Linked DNA regions of Homo sapiens: region 1 is linked to region 2. Evidence: chromatin contacts called from ENCODE Hi-C or POLR2A ChIA-PET data. All regions are on one chromosome and are shown on one strand. The core of a region is the stretch at or near the end of the contact, and the rest is flanking DNA. Distances in the headings are between cores, read along the strand shown. Region 1 holds the start of LINC00445 (long intergenic non-protein coding RNA 445). Region 2 holds the start of MAB21L1 (mab-21 like 1).

Region 1 (2,700 bases), core at 31-2,530, 220 kb before region 2:
GGAAATAAAAGAGGGAAGGAAAATCATTTCATTATGTGGCAACCAAACACAACCAGGGGTAGCAACCAGAGGTAGCAAGCAAGTAGCAACTTTGTTCTTCAGAGCAGTTCACTCTAGGGTGTCCTGAGTTTTCCAGGGTGCAGTCTGTGACTGTGGAATTTGAAAACAGCAGGAGCACAAGAACAGAAGTTGCATGGATGTCTAGAGTTGTCATCTCTCGAATGCCCTCTGCGGCGAAGATCCCTCCTAGCGCCACCTGGATGAATCACTTCCAGGGGAAAGTGGAAAAAGAAAACTATTACATTGGACATTAATTTCCATGCTAGGCATATTATATGCATTTCTTTCTCTCTGAATAAAGTCTGCAAAATAGGTATGATTTTCCCCATTCTAGAGATAAGCTGAAAGTTTCAATTATCTTATGCGCCCTGTTCAAAGAGGCCCAGCTGGCAGTGGAGGTGAGATGGAGTGAGCTAGCAGTGGAGGTGAGATGGAGTGAGCTAGCAGTGGAGGTGAATTGGAGTGGGGCCTGTCTGCCATCAGCACCAAGTCTTGTTTAATTATTCCACTCTGCCTTCCCAAGATGTCCCTGACATGTTAGGTGGAGTTCTGAAGGTCCGTTTAGCAACACAGGTTAAGGCCTAAAGGATCTCCCTCCCTCCATCGCTTAAATGCTATTTTTATGTATTTATTTATTGTTGAGACAGTGCCTCACTCTGTCACCCAGGCTGGAGTATAGTGGCGTGATCATAGCAAGTGAGCAGCCTCAATCTCCTGGACTAAAGCCATCCTCTAGCCTCAGCCTCCTGAGTAGCTGGGAGTGCAGGCATGTACCACCGTGCCCAGGTAATATTTTATTTTATTTTTTTTTTGTAGAGATGGGAGTCTTGCTATGTTTCCCAGGCTGGTCTTGAATTCCTGGTCTCAAGCAATCCTCCCATCTCAAAATCCCAAAGTGCTGAGATTATAGGTGTGAGCCACCGCACCCAGCTTTAAATGCTATTAAACAAGGGAAATCAGTAGGTTGGGTAGATGTACTCAAAGGGCAGGAATGAGAACAACACACTGAGACTCATTTGGGGAACAGGAGCTGTGCCTTCAAGTCACTGTGGGGTAAGGCAGAATGGAGCGAGTCCTAAGGGCCCCCTAACGCACCCAGTATGTGATATGTGATAGAGAGAACGGTTACTCATCACCACTGGAGATTAACAAGGTCTCATCTGCTCGTCTGGTCGCTTGGCTATGCTGTGACACCTGACACTGGCTGATGATCCGAGGCTTTACCAGCTTTAGAACACACCTATGTGTGAAAGCCTTGGGCTCTGAACCTGATCCACTCCCCGGGGGCCCTTCAAAGGGTTAACACTGACCTTCCCCGTCCAGACCCTTACCATGGGGCCACAGCCTTATCTAAGGAACTTGGTCCCACGCCCTCCACCCTCTGCCCTCCATGAGCCTTTCTCTCAGGCTCCTCCACAGAGGGACACTCATAAAATTCCTGTTGGTCATCACCACATTCCAGAATTCCTCCGTGGTCACAGACTGGGCCTCACCTTGACCCTGAGTGCTGGGCTGCAGAGAGTTGAAATCCATCCCCAGGTTCCCCGTAGTTCAGGTGAGAGAGCGGGATGGAGCTGTCCCAAGCCCAGGCCTCTGCAGTTGTTTGAAACCTGAGCCCGTGCTTTTCTTTGAAGTTTAAATGTGGACCTATTGTTTTTTCCTGATAATAATAAACAGGGTCAGGAGAGAGGAAGGCAGATGAGGAAAGAGGAGGAGGGCAGGCAGCAGTCTTGTCAAGTAAAATTACCCCAACTCTGCCTTTGAAGGGGCGCAGCCTTGGTTCTGCGGTCGGCATGAGAGTGAGGGGACTGGCCAGGCAGGGTGGGATTTGCAAAGAAATCAAGGGTCCTGAAATGTGGTCACCGAGGGAAAGGGGATACGCAGCCGTCCAATAGGAGGACGGGCCATGGTCCTGCCGGACATGCCAGGGCAGCCTGGGCTCTGGCTGCAAATGTGACCTTCCAGTCCCTCTCATTGCCTATTCACTGCCCCCAGGAGGTGTCCTCCGCCTCCAGTGAGTGACTCCAAACCATGAGTTTGTTTGGGCTAAAACCCTTCCCTCCCCTTAAAGTGGCAGAAACAAATGTTTGGAAACAAAGGTGAATTGAGAGTGACAGCTCGTGACCTGGCTCTGGTGCATGTTGAGCCAGTGTCCAAGCGGCCACCGGACACTGTGCCATCAGGCCAGAGTTGATTTCCTGCAGACTGTGACTCTGAGAAGCAGCCCAAACCGCCCACCTCTGTTCAGAGGAGACAGGCTCTCCCCACAGGGTGAGCGTTTGTGTTGCCTGAGAATCCATGAGCCCCGTGGCACTGCTCCTAGCACAGGAAAAGCAGACAGAATGTGTGCGGGGTGAGAGCCCGCAGCAAGGTGGAAGCCCTTTCCTCAGCCCCAGGCTTCAGCAGAAGGCTCAGCAGTCCAGCAGTCTCAGTTTCCCACATTAAAAACATGGGAGTGGGCCAGGTGTGGTGGCTCACGCCTGTAATCCCAGCACTTTGGGAGGCTGAGGTGGGAGGATCACTTGAGGTCAGGAGTTCCTGGCCAACATGATGAAACCCCGTCTCTACTAAATACAAAAATTAGCCAGGTATGATGGTGGGCGCCTGTAATCCCAGCTACTCGGGAGGCTGAGGCACAAG
Region 2 (2,736 bases), core at 3-2,502:
TTTAGTTTCCTGTACTTTGAGGACACAACTGGACCACCAACTAGAAAAAAAAATTCCTCCTCCTGTTTCCAGGTTCCAAAATTCAGAAATGAAATGATTTATTTCATTTTTGTTTTCAAAATGATGTTTAAATCCAAAAAACCCCCCAGATAACTGCAAGTTAATTTTCTTTGCAAATGTTAACCATTTTCCCTTAATTAAATCACACGAAATAGTATAAAATTAGAAGTCTACTGCCAGGTCACCACTTAAGGACACTTAAGACAGGAGATATATCCTTAATTATACATCTGTAAACAAGCCAGATACCCCAAACCTTCAATTTTTCGGGATAGTTATCTGTGAGGAAGCTTGATCTCTATGATCTCACCTGAATTTTATGTACTAAAATACAGGTCACTATGAAATAACGCTAAAGTACTCTGTCCATCCCACAGACAATTTATTTTTCAAATGTTTCTATAAGTGCATATATAGCGTTGTGTCCTGCTTGTAATGCTGGGCAAGTCCACCAAAGTGCAAAGACTGCATCTGCTGGGGCAGAGGGATGTACGAAATATTTTTTAAATATCCTAACTTAAACAGGGGTAGAACATCTCACACACTCAGCAATAATTTTCAGATTCAACAAATGGAGAAAAGAAAAAAACATAAGTAAAAAAAGAGCATACTACCTCCATAACGTTTCAAAAAATCATTTTAACATATAGGAACATCCAGAATGAGAAAATTACACAGGTACTCCTCCATCTAAAGCCAACTTCCATATGCCAGTAGTCTGCATGAAAGAACAAACTTTCAACCTGCATTTAAGAAGACCCCAAGGATTAACAGACGTTAATTATCTTACTCTAAATGCAAGTTAGTGATTTTGTTTTAGAAAACCCCGTCAAGATCACTAATTGATGGATGCCCATTAATACACCTGTATTTGCATTTCAGCGGTAAAAGACAAGCAGGTTTTCGGCACAGAAGAGAGCCGCTTTGCCAAGTCTTTTCAAAACGTCAATATGCTTCAAGTAATACCAAAGCTGAGAGATTCCTCTTGATTTCCAAACTGTCTAGGTGGCCTGAGTGGTTTTCCGCCGGCAGCAGCCTCCTACCTTTAGTTTGTGTGCCTATATCCATGAGTGGGGATTAATTAGCCGGGTTGGAGCTGAAGGAGGCTGTCGTGACGAGCCCAGTGGCGATTGGCCGCCCGCCTGCCTGGCCCTGCCTTTATAATTTCCACACGAGTGCATCTGGGCTCTTAGACAAACCAACAGCAGCTTCTTCTGACATATACACACGCACACTCACCCCGGACACACACTCAGCACACTTTTCCTCCATTTGATTAACAGTGCTGCACACACAATGATTACGGGAAAGCGCAAATAAATACGGAAAGGGGTGCTTATTTTGACTACTGGAAGAGCTTTGCTGGGTCTCAGCGCAACTTTTGTTTTTTATTCCTGAGAAGGTGATCTCTCCATGCGGTTCTCTCACACAAGGATTCTTTAAAAGAGGAAGAGAGACAAGCAGAGGGGGGAGGACAGTCTTTCACTTTAAGAACGGCTGGGCTCAAAGATAAAAGGAAGGGAAAAGCAGCAGCAGCAGCAGCAGCAGCAGCAGCAGCAGCAGCAGCAGCAGCAGCAGCAGCAGGGAAACCAACGCTGCAGCACTTCCGAAAGGCATTTTTGATCCATTTCTGAGTGTTGCGGCCCGTTTCTCCACCGAAGTTGGCTCCAGCTCTAGCAGCCGCATTGGATCCCACAGCTTACTGCGAGACTCCGGTGTACAATCCGGATCTCTGCCCCAACATGATTGCGGCCCAGGCCAAGCTGGTCTACCATCTGAATAAATACTACAACGAAAAATGCCAAGCCAGGAAAGCTGCCATTGCCAAAACTATCCGGGAAGTCTGCAAAGTAGTTTCCGACGTACTGAAGGAAGTGGAAGTGCAGGAGCCGCGGTTCATCAGCTCTCTCAACGAGATGGACAATCGCTACGAGGGCCTCGAGGTCATCTCCCCCACCGAATTTGAAGTGGTGCTTTATCTCAACCAAATGGGGGTGTTCAACTTCGTGGACGATGGCTCACTGCCCGGCTGCGCGGTGCTGAAGTTGAGCGACGGGCGCAAGAGGAGCATGTCCCTCTGGGTGGAATTCATTACCGCCTCCGGCTACCTCTCGGCGCGCAAAATCCGGTCCAGGTTTCAGACGCTGGTGGCTCAAGCGGTAGACAAATGTAGCTACCGGGATGTGGTAAAGATGGTGGCAGACACCAGCGAAGTGAAACTGAGAATCCGAGATAGGTACGTGGTGCAGATCACGCCGGCCTTTAAATGCACCGGGATCTGGCCGAGGAGTGCTGCCCACTGGCCACTTCCCCACATCCCCTGGCCGGGACCCAACCGGGTGGCGGAGGTCAAGGCGGAAGGTTTCAATCTCTTGTCCAAGGAGTGCCACTCCTTGGCCGGCAAGCAGAGCTCGGCGGAGAGCGACGCCTGGGTGCTGCAGTTCGCGGAGGCAGAGAACAGACTGCAGATGGGGGGCTGCAGAAAGAAGTGCCTCTCCATCCTCAAAACCTTAAGGGATCGTCACCTTGAACTGCCGGGCCAGCCCTTGAACAATTACCATATGAAGACTCTGGTTTCCTACGAGTGTGAAAAGCATCCCCGAGAGTCGGACTGGGACGAGTCTTGCCTGGGTGATCGGCTGAACGGGATTTTGCTGCAACTTATCTCCTGCCTGC

Evidence for each region. A loop is a pair of places that touch in the nucleus more often than their neighbours do. ChIA-PET counts read pairs that join two places held with the same protein, here RNA polymerase II (POLR2A).
Region 1: POLR2A ChIA-PET joins it to region 2 with 11 read pairs in BJ. The contact joins the promoter of LINC00445 here to the promoter of MAB21L1 in region 2. A Hi-C loop is called at or near these places in 1 of 168 maps with a recorded cell type or tissue (ectodermal cell). POLR2A ChIA-PET finds 5 or more read pairs at or near these places in 2 of 52 experiments (BJ and SK-N-SH).

What each region holds. Positions count from the first base shown.
Region 1 is chr13:35,696,307-35,699,006 of GRCh38, reverse strand. LINC00445 (long intergenic non-protein coding RNA 445) reads right to left here and starts at 1,280. Exons shown (of 2, transcript NR_132115.1): 1 at 1,156-1,280; 2 at 1-268. LOC124903224 (a long non-coding RNA gene) reads left to right here and starts at 1,553. Exons shown (of 2, transcript XR_007063891.1): 1 at 1,553-1,615. RefSeq lists enhancers at 1,334-1,929, 1,930-2,526.
Region 2 is chr13:35,475,205-35,477,940 of GRCh38, reverse strand. It overlaps MAB21L1 (mab-21 like 1), which reads left to right and starts at 1,252. Exons shown (of 1, transcript NM_005584.5): 1 at 1,252-2,736. The coding sequence starts at 1,803. All of the region lies in intron 41 of NBEA (neurobeachin), which reads right to left. RefSeq lists an enhancer at 1,680-2,676.